Regions from separate parts of the Mus musculus genome. Here all the other regions are linked to region 3. A link is a loop called in an ENCODE intact Hi-C map of the cell type or tissue named here. Cell type or tissue: heart. All regions are shown on one strand. Links, peaks and the distances in the headings refer to the core of each region. The heading gives the core; the rest is flanking DNA.

Evidence for each region. Hi-C counts contacts between places; a loop is a spot of excess contacts. Peaks named below come from ENCODE experiments on the same cell type or tissue, not always from the same donor. Only the 100,000 strongest peaks of a DNase experiment are listed, where the experiment ranks them.
Region 1: it touches region 3 in a loop (3-fold over the local background); 4 of 42 quality-filtered maps call a loop at or near these places.
Region 2: a loop joins it to region 3, with 3 times the contacts of the local background. A loop is called at or near these places in 12 of 42 quality-filtered maps.
Region 4: it touches region 3 in a loop (7-fold over the local background); 25 of 42 quality-filtered maps call a loop at or near these places.

The regions. Positions count from the first base shown.
Region 1 is chr15:36,850,922-36,858,415 of GRCm38, forward strand. No RefSeq gene overlaps it. Among named protein-coding and RNA genes, the nearest start is that of Gm34472, 12 kb to the left of the region's middle. In heart, for the core only: no CTCF peak of the experiment used is centred there; DNase peaks (open chromatin) are centred at 4,170 and 4,850; H3K27ac peaks cover 2,984 bases.
Region 2 is chr15:36,869,375-36,876,868 of GRCm38, forward strand. It overlaps Gm10384 (a long non-coding RNA gene), which reads right to left. Exons shown (of 2, transcript XR_875155.3): 2 at 1,126-3,043. Among named protein-coding and RNA genes, the nearest start is that of Gm41299, 5.4 kb to the left of the region's middle. In heart, for the core only: no CTCF peak of the experiment used is centred there; a DNase peak (open chromatin) is centred at 4,147; H3K4me3 peaks cover 1,248 bases; H3K27ac peaks cover 3,614 bases.
Region 3 is chr15:36,790,393-36,797,886 of GRCm38, forward strand. It overlaps Ywhaz (tyrosine 3-monooxygenase/tryptophan 5-monooxygenase activation protein, zeta polypeptide), which reads right to left and starts at 4,146. Exons shown (of 7, transcript NM_011740.3): 1 at 3,753-4,146; 2 at 3,087-3,283; 3 at 292-596. The coding sequence starts at 585. Gm41298 (a long non-coding RNA gene) reads left to right here and starts at 6,809. Exons shown (of 3, transcript XR_003951531.1): 1 at 6,809-6,828. In heart, for the core only: no CTCF peak of the experiment used is centred there; DNase peaks (open chromatin) are centred at 1,409, 2,249 and 3,279; H3K4me3 peaks cover 4,001 bases; H3K27ac peaks cover 3,638 bases.
Region 4 is chr15:37,003,496-37,010,989 of GRCm38, forward strand. It overlaps Zfp706 (zinc finger protein 706), which reads right to left and starts at 3,907. Exons shown (of 4, transcript NM_026521.4): 1 at 3,633-3,907; 2 at 191-327. The coding sequence starts at 325. It overlaps LOC115488529, which reads left to right and starts at 2,211. Exons shown (of 2, transcript XM_030248876.1): 1 at 2,211-2,215; 2 at 3,361-4,978. The coding sequence starts at 2,211. The coding sequence ends at 4,309. In heart, for the core only: a CTCF peak has its summit at 2,483 (motif pointing right); DNase peaks (open chromatin) are centred at 3,096 and 3,936; H3K4me3 peaks cover 3,648 bases; H3K27ac peaks cover 2,508 bases.

The sequences.
Region 1 (7,494 bases), core at 1,303-6,302, 61 kb after region 3:
CTATTGGCAAAGAATTTTTTCTGTTAAACATACATACATACATACATACATACATACATACATACACACACATACATTTTAAAATAACAAGTTTTAAAATCCAAAAGACATTGTATTTAAGAACTGTAAGATTAACATTTAAGATGATGGAAAGCAAATTGATTGAAGGCAAGATAAAAATAAGGAAAAAGAAAGACAGAGAGAAGAACAGGTATCCTGGAGTTAGCAGAAAAAAAAGATCAAAAGGATGGTCCATCTATAAAACTGGAATTTAAGTTCCTATAAAAACTAGAATCAAGAAGGTACTGTTGGAAGTAAAGGTAGAGAAACAGTCACATTCAAAGAAACTTGGAAGTTCAAGTTGGTGAATCCCAGATGACGGAGTAAATGAAAGACAGATTTGGGAAACAGAAGAAATGAGAGCGAGAGGGGCTTACTCTCGGGTTGAACACTGCGTGAGAAGCACAGACAATTACTGAATCATTTAAGAAACACTTCTCAAATGAAAGGATATAAAAGCCAAGATAAAGGACTAAAAAGATGGCTCAGTGGCCAAGACTGGCTGCTCTTCAGGGGACCTGAGTTTGATTCCCAAAACCCATGTTACTTACTTACAACTGCCCATTGCTCCTGCTTGAGGGGGGTGGTGGTGGGATCCCACTCTCTTCTGATTTCTGCTATCACCCCCACACAACCATCATACACTCAACACACACACACACACACACACACACACACACACACACACACACACTGGGATATCATCTGACCACAAAAAGAACTCAGTGTGGATGGAACTGTAGGACATTAGGTTGACTGCCATTCTTGTGCTGAGGCTGAAACACTGACTTCTTAGAAAAGAGAAGAGGTAGCAGTCACTAGGACACTGCAGTTTGTGTCGGTCCAAGTATGTCTCCAAAGGGTTTACTCAGCGAGAGCTGGAATCCTAGGGAGATGAGCCAGTGGGGGGTGGAACGTGGCTCTCCTCTCAGCGACTTCCTGTGCAGTCCTTTCTCCTTTGGTTTGTATGTGCACCCGGAAAAGTGTGCTTCTTGCAGATAGAAACTAGTGGTTCTTGTTTCTTAACCCAATTAGCTGGCCTGCATCTTGTAAAAATTTGTTTCATGTGTATAAGTATTTTTGCCTGCAGATATGCCTAGTGTTCTGGGAGGCCCAAAGAGGGCATTAGATCTCCTGGAACTGGGATAACAGTTGGTTGTGAGCTACCAGGTGGGTGCTGGGAGTCAAACCTGGGTTCTCTGGAAAAGCAGCTAATGCTCTTAATTGCTGAGCCATCTCTTTAGGCTCCAGTCTGCATCTCTTTTTTTCTCTTAATGGGAGAGTTAAGACACCTACATTTAGGGTTCTTAGTCGTGTCTCAAAGCCTGTGACTGCTTTTCTCCTGATTGATTTGTATATCCTCTTCATTCACACAGTATTCCAAGCGCAAGGGCATGGTCCAGTGGGGGTTCACACTGGTGAGGACTTAGGACAGAAGGCATCACAGAGTCAGGAAACTGGTCTGACTGGTTTATAACAACTACCTCATGTGGGAAACAGTCACACAATGACTGTTAAGCCCATCTGAGGTCACCATCACCCCCCCCCCCCCCGCCCCTATGGCCTAATTCTATCAAAAGTTGCACCACCTCTCAGGCAGCCGTGGTAGCACAGACCTGTAACCCCAGCTCAGGGGAGGCTGAGTCAGAAGAATCACGACTGCAGGATCTTTGCTGTCTTTCGAGTTTTGGGTTCCCCTTTTCCATTGTTACATGAACACACCCTGCTCAGTCTGTATAATGTCACTTGCATGCATGTTTTCAGGGCTGAGCATTGGTACTGGAAAGCCAATTGGTGTGCTCTTCCCTGGGGAAGCCCAGCCCACTCTCTGCTCTCCTCAGCTACTGTAATTCTTCGTGCGTGCTGAGACCTTGTGGAAGTCCCCCGTCCACTCTTGCACACCTGTTGACATCATTCTTGTTCAGTTTACATCTGGACTGTCATATTGGTGAGACTTTATGTGTGTAGCTTCTGACATTCCCAGGAGACACACGTCACAGCAAACTCTCTGATCCTTTTGCTCTTTCTGCCCCCTCTTCTACAATGTTCCCTGGACTTTAGGTGGGGAGTGTTTTGTAGATGTATCAGTTAGGGCTGATTTAATTGGTTGTGATTTTCTACAATGGTCTCCATCTGTTGCCAAAAGATGTTTTCTTGATCAGAGCAAGTCAATTATTAACGATAGGAAAAACAACAACAATCAAAAAAAATTAAGACAGAATTTCATTAATGCTGCACTGTATCAATTGTAAACACTAGAATGTCAAAATGTCCAAAATATTGAATATAATCTAACAAAAATTGTGCCATAACAATTTAAGAAAAATGAAGATAGAGAGTGAATATTTCTGCATGTGCACAAGGAGAGGAATAGCATTAAATACCTCTCCTCTGTAGGAGAGATCCAGGAGTTAATGTTTAAATTGGCATCAAGAAGTGAGAATAGGGATAGGGTGAGAGCAGGGGTGGATTCTAAATCAGTACAAGGCTTTGCCTTTTATTAAAAACAAACAACAAACAGTCTTTTGGGGGTCACTTCAATATTTCTATAGCAGCAAGCAGACACGAATTTCTTGTGCATGCGCATCCGTGTGCATATGCAGCAGAAGGATCCATCTCCAGAGAGCAAAGGGCAGATACACCTGCAGTTTTGATACAAGCTGCTAGTGATCCCCATAGGGCCGGGGCCTTCTTATTCTCATACCAAGATAGTGGAGAAGTCATGTTCAGTCTCTGTTAGTCTGATGGGTAAAGACTCTGGCAGGGATCTCTCCCACACTGGTGAGCTATTTCCATTTCTGGTTTTCTTCATTCACCCTTTGTCCACATTTCTTGTTGGTTTCTAGGAGCTGTTTACTTTGTGACATCCACTTTCTATTTGTAATTTATGTTTGCTATGACTTTCTGGTGTTTTTAAATTATATGTAGTGATACCTAAAAGGACTTCCTTCTTCCTCCTTTCCCCTTCCTTCCTCTTTCCTTTCTTCCTCTTTCCTCCTTCCTTCCTCCTTCCTTCCTCTCTCCTTCCTTCCTTCCTTCCTTCCTTCCTTCCTTCCTTCCTTCCTTCCTTCCTTCCTCCTTTCCCCTTCCTTCCTCTTTCCTTTCTTCCTCTTTCCTCCTTCCTTCCTCCTTCCTTCCTCTCTCCTTCCTTCCTTCCTTCCTTCCTTCCTTCCTTCCTTCCTCCCTTCCTTCCTTCCTTCCTTCCTTCCTTCCTCCCTTCCTCCCTCCCTCCCTCCCTCCCTCCCTTCCTTTCTTTGTAGTGTTGTTTGTTTATTCGAGACAGGGTTTCTCTGCATAGCCCTGGCTATCTTGGAACTCACTCTGTAGATCAGGCTGATCTTGAACTCGCAGAGATCTGCCTGCCTCTGTCTCCCAAGTGCTGGGACTTAAGGCATGGGCCACATTTCTTTTTTAATGAGTCATACTTAAAAAGGTTCCCCTGACCTAAAAGTTATAACGGACTCACCTATGCTTCCTTCTAGTCACTATAAGATTTTATACATTTAAATCTTAGATCAATTTATATTATGTCCTCATATATAGCCTTATTTAGTCTATACCAGATGGCCACCAAGTCATTCTCTTGTACTTACTAACCCTTTAACATTTAGCTGCATATATATATATATATACATATATAGCATACACATATATACACACACATTTATGTGTATGCTATATATGTGTATATATATATATATACATACATGTATGTGTATGTGTGTGTATATATGTATGTATGTTCTGATAGCCTGACATGAAGAAAGAGAGGAAGAAGGAGGCGTATCCATTCACTCTCACTCGGATCCTGTAGAGGTATCAGCAAAGGATCTTTTACTTGTCTAGCAAGGATTATTGGCTACAAAACTTAGAAGGGGCTCTACTGACTTAGGCTAACAAAGGGTTCATTCAATGGATGTGGGCCCCAGTTAGTCAGTGGAGAACTGAGTCGACACTCAGACCTTGGGAGTGATGACAGCAGGCACAGCCCTGGGAGCTCAACACGGATTCCCAGTCACTGTGATTCAGCCAGAACAAACTTCCTGTGTGTCTGTGTTTAGGCTTCAGTTCCTGGGAGGGTTGTCTGATGGGACTTGGTGACTTGCCTACTCCCAATGAGCAGTGGTTGGGGGTCCTCGGATTAGTTGAACGTCAGAGCCATGTGCGTGGTGCAGAGGCCAGCTTCTCCAAGGAAGAAATGCTGGGCAACCAAACCAAACAAAGACTGGCAGCAGCTGTCCACAGTGTTGGTAAAAATAGCAACAATAAAAATAGCAGCGATTTGCTGACTGTTGTCTAGAGGCTGGGAACTGGGCTAACTCTTTCATCCCAGCCACCTTCTTCCCACTTCAGTCTGCCCTTTGACTGGTGAGAAAACAGAAGATGAAGAAATCTTCTTTGAGACACAACCAGTGCTTGACATAACAGGGACTCGGGCTGAGTGTGTCTACCCAGCCAGGCCTCTGCACCACACATCTTAAGATACTGTCCTCTAAGAATGAATGTGGGCTTTGAGTGCTCCAAGGGCTCTAAACACAGCTGTAGGTACTCCCTCTCACATCCAGAGTGCACCTGCTGAATCCTCCTGGAGATGGTTGACTTTTGTGACAGTCCTTGGTGCCCAGCATATTCAGGGTCGAGCCTTTCATTTATTCTGTCATTGAAGCCATCTTTGGCCAACGTGTGCTGTACTGTGTTGGCAACAGCGGCGGATGCTGCTTCTAGCTAGCTGCATAGCCCTCCCTTTGATCTCCTGCCAGTGCCTGAGCAGGCTTTGCTCCACCCCTGTCCCAGGGATCTTAGTCACCACCTTCTCTAGTTCAGAAATGCAGACATGGTGCCCATGCACAACCTGCCCTGGGCCTCTGCAGCTTTGTGGCTGGGCAGAGGAATTAGAATGTCAGTTCCTCACCTAAGTACCCACACCATACTAGAGTGCTTATCCTTAAGTCACACCCCTGTCAACGTCAGCAAGGGAGTCCTAGAAAACTACGTGTTCTTCAGTGTGCCAGCTCCTGTAGGCCATGCCCAAGCCTGCGTGTTTTCTTGTCCTCCCTCCTTTCCTTATTCAGAGATCTGCAAATCTCACCATCCCTTGGGCTGGGCAGCTCCTGGTGGGGTGTGGTCTGAGTTCCTGCCTGTGGAACCCTGGTGACTGAGGTGAGATCTCTGCATGTGACCTCCTCAAGAATGGGTGAGTTGCTTAGATTTCTGCTTTGCATGCCCTACAGCCATCTGGAGTGAGCACAGCTCCTTCTCAGCAGGCCTGGGGTCAATAGGATAGCCACAGGACACTTTATCCTCCAAACCATGTGGGGCTAGGAAAGGCTAGTTCTTGTGGGGGGAAGAGAATTCTCTTTCCCATCTGTGTCTTGGCAGAGAACTAAGAGGACTTACCAGCATTCAGATGGAACAACTGGGATTTACCAATGTCCTCTGTCCAGACTTCAATAGCCTACAAAGCCAGCCAGTGTACCCTGAGGAATGACACTTGGGGTTGACCTCTGACCTCTACATGAGGACATCACCTGTGCATGTGTAACACTGTTGCCATCATCAGATTCTCCCCACCACACACGTGCAAGTGCACACACACACACACACACACACACAGCTTATTCCTCCTCTTCAGATGTAACTGGGTGCCTTTCTAATGGATACAGTGTGACAGACATCATCGGATGTGACTTCCCAGGCTAGGTCACTTGGTTAACAAGCTCATAAATTGCTCACTGGGGTATAAGTGTGTCCCCATCTTGCTATATGGATGTTCAGTGGCTGTCTGCTCACCACATACATGAGCCAAATTGTAAAGGGTTCTCTAGACAAGTGTGTACTGACTACACCTCAGGAGGATTCCTCTTTACTCTGTGGCAAAAAATACCTGAGAGGAACCAACCTGAGTTGAGGGGTGGTGGTGTGATTTTGACTTCTAACCTGAGGGTCTGTCCATCACGTCCAGGAAGGTATGGTGGCAAGAGTGGCTTCCAGCTCTAATGACAGGAACCTGGGGTAGGATAGCTCTGGAGTTGGGCAGCAGAGAGAATCAGTGCCGTGCTCTCTCAGTTGCCCTTTTTGTCCAGTCCATGTTCTGGTGCACTCACACCCAGGGCTGTCTTCCCTACTCTGTCAAACCTCTGTGGACATGCCCTTCAGACTTGGCCAACCTTTGTCTCCCAGAGGAATCCCCAAATCTAGTCAAGTCACAGTGCTGATGAGGGTGAGCTATCATAGCACCCAGCCCAGAGCTGCACAACTAAGGCACTTCTGCCTGTCACCCATGGGTACTGTGAGGGTGACAGGAGACTTTCAGCACCGTGCTTGTCTACCATGCTGGGAAATAACCTGCTGTGTGATGGTAGGAAATGTCTATAGTTTCAACATCACCTACTGCATTTTAAATACAACTTGTTCTTTAAACAATGGGAGCAGTCCCAGCTTCATGGAAAAGAAGACCAAAGTGAACAATGGCTGGTATTTAAATAGAGGGCTTCTAAGTTTGACAGAGACATAATAAAATTTAAAATGGCCATATTCCCCAAGAAAGCACTCATCTTGGAACTTGTGAGTGTTATTTTGGAGGCAGAGAGTCCCAAGGAGAAGTGTGTGTTGGCCTTGAAGAGAATACTAAGTGGCACATTCTCCACAGCAGCACTTGACCCCACATTCAAGAGCCCCTTGCCAGTTTATTAATGGCTCTTGCCTGTAATGATGAGGGGGCTGGGGCCCTACCTCAGCTCTGGTCTGGATGAAACAAAGCCTGCAGCTGCTATTGTCTTCCCTTAACTTCAGAGTGACCTTAATTATATCCCCTAGTGGTGGCATAGCCAGAAAAGTATCCCATTGGGAGGGTGCTAATTAGCCCCCTGCAGGATACACAGAAAATAGCCACTCAGAGAATGCACAGGCACCTGCCACCCCAGCAGAGCCTCACAGTCTCCATCACTCTCTGGGGCACTACTACTTACTACCAAGAATAGTGGCAGAGGAGAGGCCCTGGTACCTTCCAGATCTCCCCTTCAGACATCCAGTGCCACCGGCCAAGGCCTACCAGCCTGCTCAGACAGGGAAGCCTAGTCCCTCAAACCCGTTCCTTGTATCTCTGCTTGCCTGTGGCCAATAGGGATGCTGGTTTGGCTGGTCTAGATGGCTATTTGGGCTACTTAAGAAACTTAGATCTGTAAGCACCATCTTTGCCTACAACAAGAATAGCAAATTCACATCCTTTGACTTAAACAGTAGAACACTCTCTTGCCCTTTGGCCATCTTAGTGGCTGCTCCTCCTGTCTAGGAGCTATCCCATATCTAAGGCAGAGAAGACAGAGGCCATGAAGGAGATGAAAAAGTCCCTGGAGGGAATGACTTTTGTTACAAAAAGTGGAAAAGGTCACATGGGTGTGAGCTGACTCTGAAGATGATTAGAGAGGGTGTGCT
Region 2 (7,494 bases), core at 1,169-6,168, 79 kb after region 3:
ACACTCAGGCCTCTGCTCTCCCTGTGTCGGGCTCCGGACACAGACACTCCAGGGTGGTATGTGGGAAGCCCTGGCTTGTTCACCTTTACAGCTTGGGAAGGAGCAACAATTCCTGCTCAGAATTCTCCTTCTCTTCCATAGCCTAGCCCTCAATTCCCCAAGAGCCCAAGAGAAATTCCACCTGCTAACTAACATGCTCATATAGTCTCAGCAGGAGAGAAGAAAGCTGCATGTCCCCTCTGGTCATTCCTGTAATTAAAGCTGGGAACATTTGTTAGTTCCTGTGCAGGTGGGGAGATGGCAAGGAAATAAGAGGGCAGTGAGTTAGTCACCTGCAGCCTGAGCCAGGGTGCTCCTAATGTCTACAGCCTTTTCTCTGTCAAGGGCAGGGGTGACATGGAGACTGGGGCTAGTTCCACTCACAGAATAAACTGTGGCTGCTCACAAGTGTGCAGAAGTTAACGGATGCTGTGTGGCTTGCCCTACTAAGAGAATATGCTGTGTATCTTCTTACATGTTAGATCTCTTCTTGATTAAAGTAGCCTTTAGCTACTTAGTCAGACCAGTTGCTTTGCTCCATCAACCCTCAGAAAGCAGGCTTGTGAGACAATGGAGACCAGCCCTGCTGTCACACTGGGATTACCCAATGAAGGAGGGCATGGGTGACCCATCAGGTCCATGCTCATAGGCTGCTCATCTGTATCCTGAAACACTGAAAGGAAGCGGTCAAACAGAGCGTCTCAGCATGGCCAATGTGACTGCCCCGCACACGCATCCACCCAAGAAACCCAGAATCATCCACTTAGAGCTTTCTGAATATCTACTAGAATAGTTGTGGCAATAGCTTTAGCTACTCCAGCCTCCGGCAACCTGTGCTGTGACACGCATCCAGAGTCACATGACCGCTCCCAGGGGTGGGGGGGATGTCTACTTGTCAGCCTGGCCGCAAGAACAGACTGTCTTCTCTGTAACAGGTCCAGAAGCCTAGCTGTGCATTGGTGAGCGCAGTCTAAGTCATGTGATCACTCTTGCCCTATTGCTGTGCCTAAACATTAGTTCTGTTTGGCTTTGCCTAGGTTAAGTGTCTATTTGCAGAAAGTTAGAAGTCAGATTCTCACAATCATATGAATTCTCTGAAAGACATTTTATTTAAAATGAAATGGGGGAGGAGCAAAAGTCAGAAGGTGGTGACTACACAACCCAAGCCATACAAGTTCCAGAGCTGGACAGCCCAACTGTTTTCTAGCCATCTGGACTTGGATAAAGCCACCACACTTCCGAGTTTCTGTATTAGAGACTGGAGTCTTTGCTTTCTCCCCACAGGCTTATATCCTGTTAGATATACCTCTTGATGCTGCTGCATACTGCAGTCCCAGCCACCCAGACCAGGCCGTTGGCAATGGCCATTGGCTTCTGCTAGTCCTCATTTGTGTCTGCCAGCCTTAGCCTTACTGTTACCTCCTTGGTTGAGTCATAGCATCTCTTCCTGGAGGAAGTAGACTCTTAACTGTCATTCTTTCCTGTTAGCCTTGCCCTTCTCAAAACCAAGTAGGTCTTTCCATAGCTAACACAGGACCAAATGACTCACCTGCTTAAATCATGCGTGACTGCCCAGTACCTTCAGGATACGTTTTATCTTTATTTGCTGTGGACGGGTGTGATGTGTGTAGGTGTATCAATTCAAGTGTGTGGGCACACACATCTGTGCGTGCGTATCGTGTGGAGGCCAGAGGTTGGTGTTTAGTGACTTTCTTGATTACCTGCCACATTATGTATTGGGGCAGTGTCTCTCTGTTGAACTCAGAGCTTGTCAGGTCCCTCACTTAAACCTAGAGATGGCTGATTCAGCTTAGCTAGCTAGCCAGCTTGCCTCAGGAATCCTCGGCCTCCTCTCCGGGGTAATGAGATTGCAGGAAGGCCACCACACCCACCCAACATTTACACGGGCGCTGGAGATCTGAACTCCATCCTTATACTACTTAGGTGGCAATCGCTTTACCTGCTGAGTCGTCTTCCATATCACCAAGACTTTAAACTTGGCCTACTGTGGGGAAATACTTGCCTAGCACATAGGATGTGCTGGTACCATACAAACAAGCACAGCAAGCAAAGGAAGTAACCTTCCTGGGGCTGCAAAGCTCTCCCTTTTGTGCACAGGCCCTCGTCTGGCTCGGGAATCATTTCTCTGGCTTTCGTAGCTCACCTGTACCACTCTGACTGTGATGTTTGCATGCATTCATGACTCTCTCCCCAGGCTGGAGTTCTGTAACAGAAAGGATTTTGTAGTTTAACATTCAACCGCCCATTCCAAGCCCTTACAGTTTGCTCCCTTGGTGGATTCGGAAAGCTCTGAATGCTCCCATGACACTTTCTTGTAACTGGAATGCAGGTTTGTGCTACAGTTCCATCAGCTGTGTGAGGCTTCAAATGGACGCCAGCAATGAAGATGGCATCTTTTGGGAACCTCGGTAGGTGCATGCTTCTTCAACCTGTGTCAATGAGGCTTCCAAGCCAATGTCTCAGAGCCCTTGATCTACTTCCTTAGTCCATCCAGCGCTTAGTTACATTGTTGCTGCCTTTATATAGATGCCAGCACTGCCTGCCCCAAGATGCTATTATAATGAATGAATGAATAAATAAAAATAATAAAAGCTATCCGGCTTAAACTAAAGGGACACAGTTGTCTGCAGACAGTATCTTGGTGACTATAGATCATGTCGAATACATTCGTAATTTCAGTGTCCAGGACAGTGATAACCCAGAATTGCTTCCACGTGCTTGCTGAGTAAATGGACACATACCCTTCTCTTTCTGCTCTTGGGGTATTCACTATATGCCAAGAGAGTCACCAAGGATAATAAATGGCTCAAAGCAACCGCAGCAACAATTGTCTGCCATGTAAGTGCCAAGGTCAGAGCACCAAGATGTCCTTAGAGTGAGAACTTTTGTGACAGTCTTTGATTGTAGATACCATGGAACTGGAGTACAGCTTGATGGTAGAGCACTTCTCATGCGTATAGGGCCCTGAGTTCAATCCCTAGCCCTGCAGGAAGAGCAAAAGAAAAAAAGAAAATGGTTTACATAAATCACAAACACATCAGCCAGCCACATTTGGAGAACATATGTTTATCTCACAAGATATTCCAGGTAGGTTGAACCATGAAGATGAGACCCAGGTGTGGTGGTGCACACCTGTAAGCCAGCACTGGGGAGGCAGAGGCAGGCAGATCTTGTGAGTTCAAGGCCAGCCTGGCCTATATAGCAAATTCCAGAACATCTAGGGCTATACAGGCCAGCCTGAGACCTTATCTCAAAAACAACGAACAATAACCCCAGAAAGTTGAAAGCAGAAGTCAGCGTTTACAAAGCATCAGATATGGAGAAACTGAACATTCTGCAGCACTGCCTGGATATCTGATGTCAAACCACCTCCCTCACTCACTTTATCATCTTTACTTCTCATGCTATTATTCCTACATTACTGGTCAAGTAAGTTTTCAAGGTTGTAGGTAGCAGAATTCATCCAAATTGAACTCTCACTGAGCAACAAGCAAAGCAGACTATATCTTCATATTTATTTAAAAAATGGGTGTTGGACATTAATAGGATGAGATTACAGCCAAAGAATTGGGTAAAGGGATGCTAACTGGAAAAGTGTCTTAAGAACCCGGAAGAAGGGCTGCAGATGTAGCTTAGGGACAATGTTTGCCTAGAGACTCCAGATTTGAGCCCCAGCACAGCAGCTCAAACAACCAATCATCCAACCAGTCAACCAGCAATAAATCTAGCTGTTGAATGCCTCCAGTAGTGGGAATAGGGTGCGCTGACTAGTACTGGGAACTGTTTCACAAGCACCAGCACCAAACTTGACACCAAGCACCTGTTGAGGGTTAAGGGTGTAGCCAAGGCAGGCATTTGGGCAACTGGAGAGATGCTGGTACCATTAGCAAAAAATAGCAAAGCAGATGAAGAAGCTGGGGGAGGGTTAATGGTATGGGGTTTCGATGCCGCTAAGATTTCATCCCTTCAGAACAATAGCTAGAAGTCACCAAGCTATGCATGTGCCAAAAGCTGAGGTCTCCGTGACCCTGGAGCCCCACAGGCCTGGTGCCCCTGGAGTCTTGGCAACTGTTCAAACATGACTGGAATCTGGCTCAGCCCTGCTGCATATTTGAAATGAGTGGCCTGACAAGGAGCTGCGGAGAGGAAACGCTGTCACAGGGAAGGCAAACATCCGCACTGTTCAATAATTCAGTGCAGAGCCTGCCCTGCTGCAGAGCTATAGAATCCCAAAGAGTGCTTTAAAAAAAAAATCAAACCAAATTTCCGTGTTAAGTCATGCCGGGGCAGGCTGGAGAGTTGCCAAAAGAGAAGATTCTAGGTCTCGTATAAACAGGCCCTGAGGTGGTTACAGAATCAGTTTGCTCTGGCACAATACCCATTTGCATGTCAGTTCCCTCAGCTTAACTCAGCCTAGGGTCCCCTGAAATCCTGTGAGCAAATAAAGCCATCTAGTGCGAGCTGCTGCTGGGTCCAGATGAGCTTGCGGCTGGGGGGGGGGGGTCTAGCCTCATGTCTCTCTGCTTTATGCTTCTTTGAACCAATTCGGACAGAGATGAAACACCCCAGTGACAGGTGGGCCGGTCAGAGGGGAGCAGCTAAAAGATGCTGCTGGGACTCAGCTGCCCTTCCTAGGGGGCTGGCTTTCTCAGTAGTCTCTTTCCAGCCAGCCTGCACGGCAGGCTCTCTGGTGCCCACTGTTGTCTTACCCCTACTCAGCCTTGGTTTTTGCCTTTTTGGAGCCTAGAATCTGCTTAGATTTGAAGTGAATTAGTAAGCAGAGGTCCTTATTTCTGCCAGACATAGTGAGGAAGGGTCCTGATACTCTTAGAGTGGTCGGTTGCCTGGCAAGGGATTGATTTGAGCAGCTGTGGAGATGAACACGGGACAGGGCTGCTTCCAGCAGGAATCTGCACAGTGTGCTACTAATGTCCTGTTTTGCCAAGGGCCAAAGAACTCCACAGCTATCCCTTCCATAATCCACCAGAGAGCAGACACTGGGAGTGACAAAAAGTCCTGATGGCGAGCTTCTGCGTGGGCTGTTTCGGCCCTCACTTGCCTCTTTCGTGGATGTTTTTGCCCGAGGTACTCCCAGCCTAGCCGTGGACACTGGAAAACTGTGGTGTGCTGGATTGTGAGCTCTGTTCAGAGCCTTTTGCAATCTCCCCAAATTCCTTTCCTCATGTTGTTCACAATAAAAATGATGCTGACCCTTAAGGCATGAAACAACACAAGTGCAGACATTAAAGTGATTTCACTTAAGAGATTTAGATTGCAAAATGTGGATGGAGCACTTCCTGAAGCTGAAGTAGGATTTTTTTTTCAGTGTTGTGGGAAGTGATTGGCTGGGCCTCTAAATCAATATTTAGGTAGCAGTTGGGTAGTTTAGCCTCAACTCCAAAGCCTTTGTGCCCGTGGCTGTATCCCGCTCTGTCGAGCCAGCATTCTGGTACCCAGGTCCAAGGCTCAGGATTAGAGTTGCTGCAGCCTGACTGCCCTGCCCAGCGCTTTTGAATCTCAACATTCTGTTTTAAAGGAAGGATCGGAACTTATCGGAGCTTGTGACTTATGTGGCTTCTACTTCCCTGGTTCCTTGAGTCTGGTGGGACTTTCTGGACTCTCCTGAGCACTCCATTCCATGAGTGGTACAGTTTTGCTTTACACTTGCTGTTTAGATATCTATTCTTTCCCAAGTATGGCGGACCCCAAGTTCCAATCTTGTCAACTGAACCTCCAGTACTATTATTGTAATTGGGTGTATACTAAGTTGGGGGATGTTTTTGTGTACTGTGTATTCATATGCCAGTTTCTGTACCCAGAGATCTGGTTGCAGTTCGGACTTTGGTATGACTGGTTTGTAAAACACTATTCTCCATCACTTCTGCCTCTCAAGAAGGAGATGCTGTTTCTTCCTTGCCTCTTCTCAGACTTTCACTCTGAAGAATGCCTGCAGGCCCACAAGGAGGACCACACAGTGAGAATTAACCTGCCAGTGGCCAGCACTAGCCAGCCAGGAGAGTGAACTCTCTTGGAGTGGTACAGCCTACCTTCAGTAAGCCTTCAGATGCTGGTAGCCTGGTACTCTTGAGCCACCTTGAGCCTGGTGGCCCTGTGAAAATGCTTCCCGACGTCAATGTCACAAGGTCGTGCTTATTGCTTTAAGCTGCTAAATGTTGAGGCAATTTCTTACTCAGCCACAGAGAACTGATGCATATCCTATCCCAAAGAGGGTTCTAGGAGAGGGACAGATGTGGCTCTAGTGTTGATGGTTGATGGGTGTCTTGAGAGACACCTAGGAGACTAGTAAGATATACTTCTGTGTGTGTCTGCAGAGACATTTCCAGAGATGGCGAGGTCTTGAGAGCTCTCACCACCAGATCACTGGTAGATTCCAAATTCCATGAGCCAAGACAACTGGGAAGTGGGACTGTGGCAGCTGGAGCCCGAGTTGGGAACTGCATGGGAAGGGGGTCACTGGGTTGTGCCCTTGAAGGGTCCTTTTGCGCCCTCTCTTCTTACTCTTCTCTCTCTTGGTTGCCATGAGGTTAGTAACTGGTCCTGTATGATGTTCTGACTTACCGCAGCCCAGGAACAACAGCCTCCAGCCATTTGAAGACCAGAATTTCTGCAGCCTCACACCAGAGCAAACACTTCCTCCCTGAAGTTGTTTTCTTATGACCACTTTTAGGGAGCACCGACTGACTAAGGAAGCGTCTCACTTCTGTACAAAGAGCTTCTGTATCACTTAGCTGTCCCTCTCCCCCCAGGATGCCACACCCTAATGACTTATGTGTTCTCTGCCCTCAAGATAAGCTTGTGGCCCTGAGAGCAGGGCCTGTGTCTTACTCATCCTTCATTAGCCAGATTATCAGCATCTCCATCTTTTCTATTGCTCGCCCCGATTGGTGTCTGTTGTGACGAGCAGGAACAGCCAATTCTGGGGCCTTTCTCCTCTCAGCTTCTTCCTTGGGCCATGGGACACACTTAGTTGTGTCTGTGCTTTGCAGGATGCAGATAATCCTGCCAGAGCCTACTGTGCTGCTGGGACTTTTCAGTCATTTCCTCTTCCCTAGAGAGGGAGCACAGTGGCTGCATCCTGTGACCCTTGGAGCCCAATTCTCTCTCTCTCTCTCTCTCTCTCTCTCTCTCTCTCTCTCTCTCTCACTTGCTCTCGCTCTCTCTCTCTCATGCGTGAGTCTTTAAACTTAGATCCTTGTCTCCAGCTTGCAAATAGATGATTAAGGAACTGAAGTGTTCGGGTCCGTCCTGGGTTGTGGTGTGTGTGTATGATATATGTGTATATATTTGATGTGTGTGCTATGTATGATGTATATGGCATGTGTGTGTGGTATGTATGATAGGTGGGTAGTGTAGGTGTGTATGTGTGATATGTATGAAACATATATATGTGTGGTGGTGTGTGTATGTATGGTT
Region 3 (7,494 bases), core at 775-5,774:
AACTGCAATCCAGTTTTCTCCAGGACTCATTCTATTATACCGGCTAATCCAGACAGGAACTGGCTCTAGACAGTCCATACCACATATATTTATGAGTATCAGCTCTAGTGCTACAGAAACACAAACCATCAAGTAATGTTTTTCATTACTTTACAGAAACGTTCTACAATTGTTCCATAGCACCTTTTAGATGACAAGTTCTAATCTATGTAACAGCCAATTTCTAAAATGCACCAGAGGCCCTGTGAAGGCGCCCGTGAAGCTGAGGCAGATTCACAGACTCTTTCTTACCAGTACATCGTTGCAGATGTCACGCAGCTCCGTCTCGATCTTCTCTCTGTATTCTCGAGCCATCTGCTGCTTTTTCTCAGCACCTTCCGTCTTCTGCTCAATACTTGAGACGACCCTCCACGATGACCTACGGGCTCCTACAACGTTTTTATAAGCAACAGAGAGAAGGTTTCTCTCCTCATTCGACAGCTCAGCTCCCTGCTCAGTGACAGACTTCATGCAGGCTGCCATGTCATCATATCGCTCTGCCTGCTCGGCCAGCTTGGCCTTCTGCACCAGCTCATTTTTATCCATAACTGGATATTCTGTAAAGGGAAGAAGAAAAACATTCAGAAAACGCCTGTGAAAAATACATACTCATACCTGTCATAAGTAAATAAATAAATAAGGCACACCAGTACCTCAAACCAGCTTGAGCAATTAAAAGGCAGCCCCCAACCCCAACCAACCAGAAAACTAGCCTAGTCTGCATATTAACAGTAGGTTGTGAAATTAACTGCGCGTTCCACCTGTTCAGAAGATTCCAATTTCAAGTAAGATCAAAGCATATATGGACACCAGTTCCTTAAAAAAAAAAAACCCAAAACAAACAAACAAAACAAAAAAAAACCCACCTTTAAGCTGCAGGGCAGGGGGTACAAAACCAGAGACCCACCTCTACTCTCCTTGGCCAAAGATCCCTAGATCCCAACGACACTAAATGATGTACACCTGAGCAACTTTCCCTCTAGTGTGCATGCAGGAATGCGCATTGGGGGTGCGGGTCAGTTTAGGGACCGGGACCTACAATGCCTATAAGCATACTTCCAGAATCGTGAGTCATGTCAGTGTAATTATATTCTAGCTTTTTAATGTATATACTCTTATCAAAGAGCCACTAAGTTTTATTTTATTTAGCACCCTCCCACCCTGATCTACTACACTTGTAACATTTGCCAGCTGATCATGGTATAAAATTATCTGAAGAAAACTGCCTAATTGCTGCTTAAACTATCTTAAACACAATACCACCAGGAATCACTAAGCCCAAGACCAATCTGTGTCTAAACAGCGTCCTATGAACTCTCGCCTAGCACACAGGCACACTCACTTCCTACTCTGAGTGAGCACTAGGGCGTCCACAGCACATGGAGGGAGCCAAGCGCTTCCGATGTCTGCTGCCTGCTGCAGTCTGGAGTCACGGCAGGATTTCTAGCAGTCACAACTCCTCAAGCTGGTCTTCCTCATATTTCCCCAGTTTTCTTTCGCTCAATTTTAAAGTTCCCTAGATTCCAATTTACTTCTCATTTCTTCAACAATTCCAAGAGCAAAATTCTAAATCATATAGTGATCCCACAAAATACACTTTAATGAAAAGTCACAACCTGAATGCACTAAGTGTAGGAATAAAGAGTCACTGCCGCCCACCATGGAAATTCTTTCCTTTACCTTTCCAGAAAGGACCTCTTTTTGGTAGCCAAATGAGCAGTGTCCAGAACAGAAACACGGATAGGGCTAGCTTAAATTCGAGACACAGTACCTTCCGTGCATTAACTATTTAAAATTTGTGAACCCATACTTCCCCCGGGGTCTCGAAATCTAACATTAGAAACGGTCACTGGTAAATGTTGCTTCCAAAAATGATGTAAGCCTAAGTCAGTACAAACGTTCCCCCGCCAACCTCCCGGATAAGGGGAAGTGGATTAGGTTTCTCACAGGAAAACGAGCGCTCCTGGGCCTCGCCTTCAGACTGCGGGAATACTCGCCGCACCCACTTAACCCTTGGCTGCCTGAGGCCGGAGGGTGGGGCGAACCGAAACCGCGCAGCGGTGACTTTAAAGCGCTAGTCCTTGCGTCCGCGCCATCCGCAGCCACCTCCCCTCCTTGGCTCCGCCCAGGCTGGTGCCTCCGCGCTAGTCCCCGACTCTCTTTGTCATGGCGGAACTGTGTCAAGGAGCCCAACCTACTCCGACTGTGAATCGCCCCCCCACCCGGGCAGAGGGAGGAGCAGTCCGTGCACCCGCCCCAGTCGGAGGGTGGTGGTGGAGGGGGAGCAGATCACCCTCCCCGGGGGCCCGATGCCATCCGCGCCCGCAGAAGCGGAACCGCGGCCGGCCCGCGCCGGACACACCCCGCTCCCGCCCAGGGTCCCCTCCGCCGGTGTCCGACCCAAGCCCCGATGTCCCGACAGCTGCGGTAGGGGGAGGGGCAGGGCCCCACCCAGACAGGCGCAGCCCCCATCCTGGGGCCGCAGCTCCTGGAAAGATGCGAACCTCCCACCAGCCCAGGACGCTGGGGACCCCGTGCCCCGGTACCCCCACGCCTAGCTCTGGCCGCGCCCCTCCCCCACCGCGCGTCCCGAGAGTCCTTTCTGGCATTGCGGGCCCCAGCGAGCCCAGCCCAGGGTCCCTGGCGGGCCCCACCCCAGAGCCCCGCGTGCTACCTGGCTGCCCCCCGCCGTGGGGGAGGGGGTGGCGGGGGCGCCCCGGGTGGGGGCGGCCTCACCTGCGCCACGGCCGAGTCACAGTCGCGGGCGGAAGCAGGGTGCCGGCGGGGGCGGATCGCGGTCGCCCTCGGGAGCGGGAGCCCCTGGGTCTCGCGCGTGGGCGCCTCATCCGCCACCCCCACCCCGGGGACCAGAACGGGGCGATGAGCAGCCCGGCAGGCCAGAAGCAAGCGGCCGGGGGCGGCGGTGGGCGCCTGCCCGGGCCCGGCAGAGCCGAGCCGCCGCCCGGGTCCTCCTGAGAAGACCCCTCTCGGGCCGCAGCGCGGCGGCGGGCTGAAGGGACCGGAGGCCGACTCGGGCGGCTCCTCACCTGTGTCCGGAGTGGGTGGCGGCACACGGACGCGGCTCGGCGGTCTCTGGGCGGCGGCGGCAGCAGCGGTGGCGGCGAGGCTGAGACTCTGTCCCTGATCTGGCTGCTCACAGGCTACAGCCGCTCCGCAGACACGGGGTTTCCTCCAATCACTAGCCCCGGCAGCAGGGGCACCACACGCACGATGACGTCAAACGCTGCTATGGCAACCGTTGATTGGTGCCCACAGTTCTCCGGCCCGGCGCAACCGCCGCTCCCCTGCGCGCGCCCGGCCGGCCCGCCCGTGCCCGAGGGCGAGCGGAGGAGAGCGCGTACTCGCGCTCCGCTCCGCTCCCGACCCTGCCTTCACCCGCGTGCTCGGTTCGCTCCCCGCCGCCCCCGCGAGCTGCCCTCCCTCCCCGCCCCTGCGGCCCGCGGAAGGAAGCCTCTCCCCGCCCCCACCTCACTGGCGGGCACATCCGGGACCTTCGCGTTCCCCCCCACCCCCTTCCCGCTCGGCCGCCCTCTCTCTGCGCCGGTAATGGCGGTGGGCGGGTTGCGGGGCAGGGTGAAGGCAGCTCTACTGCCAGGGCATTGTGATCAGAAGCCGAGAGTAGGGCAGCGGCTCCGCCAACGCCGGGGCAGGGAGGCCCGGGCGCGGCTGCTCCCTCGGGCGGCCCGCTTTACCTTCTGGCTGCAGGAAGCGGCCTTAGACCTTTTAAGGCTGGGAAAAGCGCGAGGCTGAATGACGCCCTGCCTTTCCAGTCGCGAGCTCGGCGTCCACACCGTGACAGCCGCGGGGACAATGGGTGGTCGCTGGGAGGAGCGGGGAAAGGGTTGGGCTAGCGGGTTGGACGTGATCGTAGAAGCCTGACGTGGGGCGAGGCGGGGAAACAGGCTAGAACACACCGAACTGTTGTCGTGGGCTGCACTTTACCCTCTGTAGAGCTTTCATTGGGAGACACATTGTTCCTAATTAGCGCATTGTAAGAGAGTGACCGACCCTTTTAGGTCCTGGAAGCAAGGTTAGGGAGCGTGGCCGTTCCTAGGGCTCTAGCTGGAGGAGGAGCGAGGCTCCTCCGCCCGGAAAGGGGGGGGGGGGAGGAAAAGGGCGGAAATTGCAGGTGCCTGAACCCGCAAGGTCTCCACCCAGGAGACGGAAGTTGAAAGGAGATGCAGTCTCTATGAAGAATCTGTCCTTGCTCTCTTTAAATGTGCGCCTCTGAGCTAAAATATTTTCACTGAGCCCCTTCTGGGGCCTACACTAAGCACAACTGGAAAAAGAACCTCAGGAATTCAGCCCCAGAGCCCCCTGGAAGACTTCATGACAAGCATTCTTTCCCTACCACTGTCTTTCATCAGAATGTTGGTTACATTGTTTGAATCACAAGTTTGTTGTACAAATTATAATTTGCCTGAAATGACAGCTAGGTAGAGATTTGCCTGTGACCAGTTCAGTGTCGCTCCCCTCGCCAACCGCCCTCCCCCCTCCCAACACACACACCGGTTTCCACAGCAACAGATAACATGCTAAGCAGATGAGCAAATTAATTCAGGTTTTATCTCCAAGATACTGAAGTCAACTTACTTTGGCTGTAATGTAAATTCTTTCAGGGAGTGACTCACTTAAAATGACTATTTCAAAAGCTTTTATGTTTGCAGTTTTGTAGTAGGTGCTAGAAATTTGACAGAAGATACTAGGTTAAATCTTTTGTAAAATGGAAATGTCTGTTAATGTCTGTAATACACGTCTATATGGAATATACACCTCAGGGAAAGTTAAGAGATTTCTCTGCATAAATTGCAGACTTGTTTTGGAAAATAGTTTGGGCTTTTGCCTTGTGCATTAACTAGCAAGGTTTCTTTGTGTTTTAATAAACCAAAAGGTGCTTTTAGTTTTTACAAACTCCAATCAACATGTTTGCCTAATAAAGGCATAATAAGGCTGCAAGGGGGCCAGAATTAGATTTGCCATGGAAGGTCAACTGAGAAGAATTCTAAAGAATAATATGTAGCAAAGCCAAAACCCAGAGCCTATAGGCCTGAAGTATGGGGAAGTTACTGGTGAGTTTGATTAGCTGCCCAATTGTCTTCCTGTCTTCTTTACTTGGGTCTTACTTCATGCAGTTGATGTCTCCGCTATACTTTGATAGGCACAGTAGTAAAATATCAGCAATAAAAGTACTACCATCTGTGGCTGAGGAATGCATGTGTGTTTTCTCCATGTAGTTTACTGTAATTACATTTTGGGAACAATAAGGGTGGTAGCTGTCCCTGGTGTTCAAAACCCAGTGAAAACGAAGTGAAACAGTTAAAAGTGGTAGGTCTAAAGTTCAGAGATGAACGTGTTAGCCCAACACTAGACATTTCATTCAATTTCTGTCCCATGTTACACAGTAAGGTAAAGAGTTCAAGTAAATTAGCATCAGTCTGTCATTCCAACTGGAAACACGTGTCAAGGGTGATCTTTTCAGTCATAAACAGTCCCGGCAGGCTATCGTCTCAGCTCTGCATCATTTGACTGAGTGAAGCTTAATGTGCGGGACTCTGCAATCAGAAGAGGGGCAATCTTGCTTTGTCATCCAGAGGTCTGTTCTTTAGCTTACTAAACTGGACACACTAATTCCCAGTCCCATAAGATTAAACACCGTGATTGAGAGAGTAAAGAGTGGGCTGTATTGTGCTGTAGATTCTAATTTCCATACCTGAGAAACTGGAAGTAGAAATAGATACAGACAGCTGTTCCCCAAATCCTCTTCTCCAGTTGCCATAGTTTGGATCCCACTGTCGAGTCTCTTGGAGCTAGGTGTGGCCCACTGACCAACTGCTAGGCAATGGGACACAAAGTGATGCCCTCTGCTTGTGGACCTGAACCATAAATCTTCCCCACTAGACATGGCTGAACCCCAAATCTGCCAACCAAGTAGCAGACCAGCATGTCACCCACAGACCTCTAGCACAGGCAGTAGGCACCTGCTTGCCACCACACCACACAGCGCAGGCAAAACATGTCACCCAGGGGTTCGTCAGCCAGGTGTCCAGCCTGCAGTGGGAGACACCACGATGTGCAAGTATGTGGTGGACAGATGGGAAAGAGAAGTGGAGCAGCTTGAGCATTATGAAGGGAGATGGAACTGGAGAGTCCAGGGTGGAGAGGAGCAGCCTGTTGTGAGTGGCCAGCCCTGCCACCCGAGGCCATGGTGAGGTCCCAGCTCGAGCTGTGGCCTATGTTTGGGTCTGTGGCTACTCAGCAGTAGGGTTCGATGTCAGATCACATGGATGTCCATAGGTCTTGCAGAGCTGCCCCACCCCTCAGTGGCTGGGTTGCTTGGGAGAGCGGCCCCACCTCTTACCTGTGGCAGCACTCAGGAGACCAGTCCCTGCTCCTTGCCCAGGCAGCAGAATGGAGCTGGCCCTGGTGACCAGGTGTAGGTGAGCCAGCCCAGAAGGTGTGACTGTGGGAGAGTTAATTCTGGCAATAGGGAAAGCTGCTCACAGGATCATGAGCAGAAAAGAGCTAGCTAGCCCTGCCCCTCACCAGCTGAAGGACTGAGGAGAGCAAGCCTGGCAGCTGGCCTGGACAGCACAATACAGCTGTGGTAGTGCTGTCCAGGTGGTGGGGGCAGGTGCGCTAGCCCCAGGATGACAATGAGGAAGAGCTGGCCTCACCACTCCTCTGCTGTGAGGTAGTGTGGGTGTGGTGTTGATGCCCTCTACCCCTCCTCATTCCTCACCACCGGTGGCAGTGGGGTCATGAGAGCAGGTGAGCTTGCCTTGCTCCTGGCTGGCTGCAGCCCTTGGGAGAATGAGCCCTGCAGCTTGCCTGGGCAGCACAGTAGCGCCGGTCCTGGTTGAAAGGGCACAGATGAGCCAACCCTGAAGGTGAGAGTTCAGCAGAGTATAGCTGGCTCTGGAGGGGTGGGTGTTGATGAGCTGGCCTGAGAGCAGGAGAGCTGACCCTACCTCCTGCCAATAGCAGCATTGGGTGGCCTAGCCTGAGCAGTGCAGGAGAGCTCACCAGCTCAGCTGCCACTCAGGCCCAGACTGAGGCTCTGAGTTGGCCCACCCCCGAATCTATATCATCTGTGGTTGATGCATGGAAGGGCCAGTCCTGCTGATTCAAAACTGCAGGTTAACTGGAGGAGTCCCAGTGGGGATCCAGTATTGACGGTGCCCAGAGACCTCAAACCAGACCAATAACTCATTACAATGAACATTTGAAAGTGAAGATGTACCGGGCAGTGGTAACATACACCTTTAATTCCAGCACTTGGGAGGCAGAAGCAGGAGGATTTCTGAGTTCGAGGCCAGCCTGGTCTACAGAGTGAGTTCCAGGACAGCCAGAGCTATACAGAGAAACCCTGTCACATTAAAAAAAAAAAAAAAAAAAAAAGAAGAAGAAGCCGGTATGTTTCCATGCTTGTCAGGC
Region 4 (7,494 bases), core at 1,226-6,225, 210 kb after region 3:
TAAGAGAAATGTGCATGGCCAAGGAAAAATGTTTCTTGAATGGGTGACTGTAGATAATATCCTAGGAAAAAAACCACTCTCACATCTACTAGTTCAAATAAGGCATCCATTTTGTTGTAGGGAAACTTTAACCTCTCCATTTTACAGGGTAAGAACTAGCTACAGGAAAGCGCCATCTTGGGCTCCTTACCCTACAGACGGTGCAGGTATATATTAAGGCAGCTTTGGCAGCAGCCTTTTGGTCATGTCCTTGTTTCTTCTTTTGTCCAGCCTGCTTTTTGGCATTTTTCTGCTGAGACTGAATCTTCTGCTGTCCACGAGCCATATCTAAAAACAAAAGATTAGGCACCAGAGTGACTTCTTCATTCTACTACAGAGCAATTTAAGCATAGTAATATGAGTCAATAAGAGTTGACCATGTAAATTTCAGACATGGTCAGGAAGTGGCGTGAATGGATTCTCAAACTCACACACAATGCCGCTAGATGACAAATGAGTATATTCCTCACAATGCATGCTCAACAGTATCAAATGTATGTACATCAATGTATAAAAGGATGTTTACAGAACCTGTTCTAAAACCAGACAGTTCAAATATCATTGGTAAAAACAGATAACACAGTGGAATGCCAGGCAGCATTAGAAAAAAAAAAAAAAGGCATTTCTAGCCAGACGTGGTGGCACGTGCCTTTAACCCCAGGACTGAGCAGGCAGAGGCAGACAGATCTCTGAGTGTCTGAGGTTAGCCCATTCTACGTATAGTTCCAGATCAGCCAGATCTACAAAAAGACACCCAGTCTCAAAAACAAACAGAATAAATTATTTCTATAAAGTTTGTATCTCTATGTCAAGGAAAGAAGCCTTTCCTGTATAAAGTTCAAAACAGGCAAATCCACAGCTAAGGAGGTCACTGTGCTATTTATGGAGTGAACGGGAGGCGGTGACAGAAGCAGCATTCCGAGGGTGCTGACAATATTCTTTATCTTAAACCAGGTAATGATTATAAAGGCGTTTGTTTAATAATAATAAAGATCAACACACAGCCTGAGCAGTTGGGAAGGAAGCAGAGGGAGGAAGACCACATGGCCTGGCCAACCTGGTCCACAGAGCAAGACCACATCTCCCTCAACAGACTCCCATGCCTACTGCATATGTATATATAGTTATGGTTTTACTTCCTTTTACTTTACATGTAACCTTCAAAAGTTTGATAGTCCAAAGTTTAGTCTTCCTTTGTCATTTGATTACAAAGGTAGTTTCTCCCTGCTAGCATCCACTACTGAGACTTACAATTTGCACATTTTAAAATAAGTGCTGTCATCTAATCCTAGAAAAGAGATGTAGGGACACAGCAACTCCTTTTAGTACTGAAGTTTCATTAAACTATTGTACTATCCAGAGTTTTCCTTAAGAAAACTTTCCTGCACAGAAACACAAACGCCTACACTTATTTGTGTGCACGCAGATACACATACTCCACAGAGCATTTGTGAGTGTGTTCTTCTACAACTTGTGTTCTGGGGATCTAACTCAGACCCTCGGGCTTGACAGAAAGCGCCTTCACCAGCTGAGCCACCTCACTGGCCCAGCCGCACACATTGTAAAGACAAATTAGAACCCTGGTGTGAGGGTACCTTTTACAAAGCTGAAAGGTTCTTTCTATTCTTCACTACTAATGGCCTGGAGTAAACAAAAATGAGTTAAAACAATTGTCACTTAAAAGAATTATTTTCCTGTTAAAACCAGACTTCTGGTTAGACAGCACAAATTAAACCTGTTCACCCAGCATCTACCAGAGTAGTGCTTTGAAGCACATTAAAATGAGGTCCAATGCCACTTTGACTAGCACTGTAATTACATTTTAAACTTTGAAATTACTAAAAGACATGAATGTACAAGGGACCGTACTATGAAGAGGGTTGGCCTTTTCTGACTGCAATTCTCTTTAGCTACTGGATATAAAGTCAAAAGTGTTTCAGTGACAATCAAGCTCTCCTCATCATCCCCCACCACAATGGAAACTAAACAAACACACACGTACTGGACACATTCCCACTAGTATTACGTAGCAAACTGGAAGTCCATCCAGTCTTTCACCAACCATGAGAATGTTTAATATGCCAGCCTAATATATGAACTCGATTCCCACCCAAGGCAAATATAAACTGTTTGTCATGAAAATTATATTTCATTTTTGTGTTTTTAAACCAATGCCGTATCAATTCTCTAAGTTTCAATAGTATATTGGGGGGTTGTCTCACTACATATCTCTGGCTGGCCTGGAACTCACAGAGATCTGCCTGCCTCTGCCTCCTAAGGGCTGGGATTTTAAGGCCTGTGTCACTTCACCATGTTCCAATGGCATATTTAAAAGTACATTTTGATGGTGGGTCTTCAATACATGAACACCAATGCTTTGAAAACATTCCTTAAAAAAAAAAATTAATATATATGGGTACACTGTCGCTGTCTTCAGACACACCAGAAGAGGGCATCAGATCCCATTATAGATGGTTGTGAGTCACCATGTGGTTGCTGGGAATGGAACTCAGGACCTCTGGAAGAGAAGACAGTGCTCGTAACCGCTGAGCCATCTCTCCAGTCCTGAAAACACTCTTAATGTCCCCCTGTCTTAGTATCAGATCTTTACTAGATCATTCTGATTGTCTAAAACATCTTAACTCTTCCATAAAGCATGGCTTATGTATGTGAATTACTTGGTGAACAGATCTTAAGGGTTTTATGCTTAAGTTACAGAACCTCACATCAGTAATTCCAGAACTTTCCTTGCCATCTAGAAATTAAAGCAGCTACTTTGATAACCTTTTCATGAAGCGTGCTGTAAAAACAATGCCATCAGATAAGCAAAAACTATTTTTTAACTTTTGCGTTTAGGGCTTCTCCTAAAACACAACAGAACACCTAAGATTTAACCCATTTTCTTTACCACCACCAACGGTTACAAAAAGGCAAACGCTTCAATAAACACAAAATGTAACACTAGGCAAAGGAGATCTGTTCTAACAGGCTAGCTGAGCGGGGCAGGCCCCTAACTTCTGACAGCACAGATTTCCTTTCTGAAAGCAGAAGTGCAAACGATCCAACCACCTGCTTTCGGACAGTTCAACTTACAATTTGCTCTTGACCAGCTCATCGAGTTTTTGACAAAATCTTACGTATAAATCGCTCCCTGATTAAGTGGGACAAACTGAAAGGCAATAAATCGTTTGCAAACAGTTACCAGCTGATTTTTAATAAAAGTTTTAGCTTTCCCAGGAGGCTGCAAATGAGCTACGAACCAGGAAGAGTTCTTGGAATACCAGGACTCTTGAGAAGGAGGCCCTAAGGGGCCGCTTAAAGAGAAACAACTTACTCTGAGGCCGGGGAGCCAGGAAATGGGCTCACACTCTGCAACCAGCCAGAGCAAGGGGCCCAGGTCGGCTCCGCGGCACGATCCCAGCTCTCAACAGCCATTCGTGGGCAGACTCAACCCCACGGTTGCAGCCCGGCCCGCCCGAGGCCTCGGCGGCCCTCAGCCCCGCGCCCGCTCCGCCGGGAGTCCGACGCCCGCCCCGGCCTCCCGCCGCCGCGTGCCTCCCGCCCCGGCTCCCGCGTCCTGCGGCGCCGCTTACCCGGGCCGGGCCGGTCTGGCGTCCGAGAGACCGCGCAGCGCGAGAAGAGCTGGGCAGGACGAGTAGGGAAGGAAGGGTCGAGCCCCGCACCGCTTGGGGCCTCCGCCACCCGCAGAGGAAGGACCGAGCAGAGCCGGGAGCACAACAGCCCGCGCCTCGCACACCCGCCGCAGCGCGCGCCCGCCGCGCCTGAGCCCGAGGCAGGCCCGTCGCTCGTGCCCGCGCACGCCGCGCCGCACTCCCAGTCGCCTCAGCGCCGCCTGCTTGCCCGCGCGGTCCCGCCCCTCACCTTCCTGCGGCGGCTTTGCCCCGCCCCTCTAGCATGCCCGCGTCCTTCCGGTCTGCAGGCCAATGGCAGCTCTCCCCTGTTACATAAGCGCGCGGGGGCGGGGCCTAAGACGGGAACTGCGGGGCCCTCGCCCGCCCCTCTGCTTCCCGCCCGCTCTCTCGGTGTCGTCTCAGCGTGTCCCCCTGCCCTTGCGGTGTGTGACCTCCGGTCTACGGGCGGCTGTCGGCCGAGTGGCTCAGCAGTCACTCTTTCGTGTTTCACTCACCCGGCCTGGCCTTTGCCCCGCCGCCCTCGTTTTTCCCTGGCCAGCCGGGAGCCCTGTAAGGCGCTAGCCGGAGCGGCGGGGGAGTCGCGTCCGGGGCCCCGCGTGGCCGCCGCTCGGCCATGACCCCCTGCCAGACTCGCTGCCATTGTTCCCTCACTGGTTCCGTGCTCAGGGTATTTTGACTTACTAGGGACTTTCACATAGATGGAGACTTGAGCCTGAAAAATCGGCTAAATCCTAACGTGCTCGCTTGGCCTGTGCAGGCTGGCTATTGGATTGCTAATACTTGGGGAAAGAATAAAAGGTCGTTCCCCGCCTCCACTTGATTTAGACCACGTTGTGAACTTCAGATACCTTATTAAGAGCGATTGCAATTCTAACATCTAGTGGTGGTTAGAAATGGCGTTGTAAATCTCTGCATTTGTTGCCCTGTACCTGCAACAAGCTGCTCCCCATTAGATCTAATTAGGTTATAGGTATACTGCTTTTGTGGCCTTAAAACCACTATGTGGTTCAGTCTGTCCTAGAACTGAACCCTTTCACCTCCACAGGAGCTACATGACCATGTGTCGCCATGCCCAGTCAGAATCTCAAACTTGCCTGCCAGTAGCCAGAGAATTCGTTGACTATGAGCATAGTCTACTTTACTTGTACTATGATAACCTTGTCACAGTATTGTTAAAAATAGCCAGAAAGGTGCAACGCAGCTGGGCCATGATTGAAGTGGGCTCATCTTTGATTCATTTCACTTTATGCTCACAAGCCTTTATTAAAATGTAGTTACGTGTTTAAGTTTTGTTACTGTTGCTGATGGTAATCTGTAATCTCCTTTTTATTACTGTATAGCCAGTGACCAACAAAGTGCTGAAAAAACAATATTGAACAGAATGTGTCTAAAGAGACAGGTTTGGAACAGACATGTCAAGAAGCTATAACATAGTTATTAATGGTGGCCACATTTACTGTTGTGTTAATCTGCCTTTTGGGTTGAGAGTCTTGGAGGATCTAGACTTGGGAAATACAAAGAGCTGTTTGTCTAGTCATGAATGACAATGGACACTGCAACTAGACTGTGACATCTGCAGGGGTGAGGTGGTGTCTGAAGTCTTGTGAAGTAGGATTGGTTTGTTGCTTTTTGTCCTGTGGCCTGGGGGAATACTCAAAAGCTAGTATCCCTTGAGTTTTTAATTCATATCTCCTGCAGGAACCTGACAAAAGCTGTAGCTGGAGTTAGTTCTCTCTCTCAGGACAGGACTTTGTTAACCGGGGTCTATGGGGAGTCACTAGGTGTTTAGTGGTAGCTCTGCCTTCTTTCTGGCTGGGGCCAATAGCACCCCATTTTCACTTGAGGAAAAGTAAAAGTCTTTGAGGATACTTACAGATGTTCCCTGGGGGAATCCGAGTTCACAGCAGTAAACTCCACAATGTCTTCCTGCTATGCCTCTTACCCGCACACCTTCTGCTGGAGCTTTTTTCTTTTTTTTGTTTTGTTTTTTAAGACTGCCACTCAGGCCGGGCATGGTGGCACACACCTTTAATCCCAGCACTTGGGAGGCAGAGGCAGGCAGATTTCTGAGTTCGAAGCCAGCTTGGTCTACAGAGTGAGTTCCAGGACAGCCAGGGCTACACAGAGACACCATGCCTTGAAAAACCAAAAACCAAACCAAAACAAAACAAAAAGCCCCAGAACCCTGCCACACAGGTCTCTTGTCTCCTCTATGCTTTTTATCCTTGAAGGAGTCTGGCTCACTCCCTTGTTAAGCACTGTTACCTAGAGAATATGGTGTAATGGTAATTATATGTGGTGCTTAGGACATTTGAAATATACAGGGGAAGTATGAAGCCGGAGTGAGTATGCTTGAGCATGTGTGTGGTGACAGTGGGTAAAAGGCAGGGCCTCTGCTTTGCCACCAGCTGGTGTAGTGTCAGAAAAGTGACAGCAATCTAGACATGAACACTTAGGCTTCTGTGCACATTCCTGCATTTAATTATGAATGCTAACGACACTTGTGGTAACATTTTCCCTTTTCTGCCTATCGGCGGTCACTTTAAGATAGTATGCAACAAGAACTTGCTGATTTGCTATCCAAAATCCACCTCATGAAATGAAACTGCGCCTCTGGAGATGAAAGATGACAGGCTTATTGATGTGTTTGGATGCGTGCTGGGTTCCTGCGATGAGGTGATTGGTGAGTTCCCAGCATATTCATTCTCAATACATAATGTAATCCTAGAACCCAGGAGAGTGAGGCGGGAAGATGGATAGCCAAGGCTATGTAGTGAGTTCAAGGACAGCCTGAGCTATGTATCAGATCCTGCTTTTAAAAGACAAAGCAAACAACACAACCACACCGATAACAACCAAAACAGTCTCCCTGAGGGGCTCCTGTCTCTGTGGTGCTTCCCTTAGAGACAACCGTACAACCGTAGGAAAAGCGAAGGTGGTTGCTCCGCTGCCTCCTCCTTACCTGTGCACCTTCTGCTTGAGGCTTTTTGTTCAGTCTCGTGGCTCTGAATGTCACACTCCCTTGAGACAACGCCTGCATTTCCAGCTCTCATTCCAGCCTCTTTTGTGAGTTTGTATTGACAGTTCCGATGCCCGTTGCTCACTTCTGCCTTGATGTTTTCCAGCTACTTCACATTAGTGCCAGATTGTACTGACTCTGTGAAGCCATTGACTTGAGTGTTTATGTGCAGCGACACTTTAAAACATGCTGCCAGTTGAACTATAATGACTTTTGGTTGTAAGGCAAATCTTGATTTCAGTAAAATTAAAAGAAGTTTAAACAGTAATGTGGGATATTAGAAATGCATCAAAAAGAGTAAAGTACTTAGACAAGGCCTTACCAAGAGAGATTCCAAGCTTGTATTCTGAATACCAAGCAGCATTGATGAAGGACATTGCAGAAAATCTAAGTAAACAGAAAGGCAAAGGTGCCTTCACTTTGTCGGTCAGAAGATTCAGAAATATACCCATGTCAGCAATCTCTGCATTGATCTACAAGTTGATGTACAAATTAAGTGTAGGCCTGACCAAAATCCTGCTGGCATCTTTCCATATGTTGAAGACCCTATCTAAATTATGGGAGCTGAAAATAGACTAAGTACTATTTATTTATTTATTTCAAGATGTATTTACTTATTACATATAATGTACACTGTAGCTGTCTTCAGACACACCAGAAGAGGGCATCAGATCTCATTACAGATGGTTGTGAGCCACCATGTAGTTGCTGGGATTTGAACTCGTGACCTCTGGAAGAGCAATCAATTCTCTTAACCGCTGAGCCATCTCTCCATCCCCGACA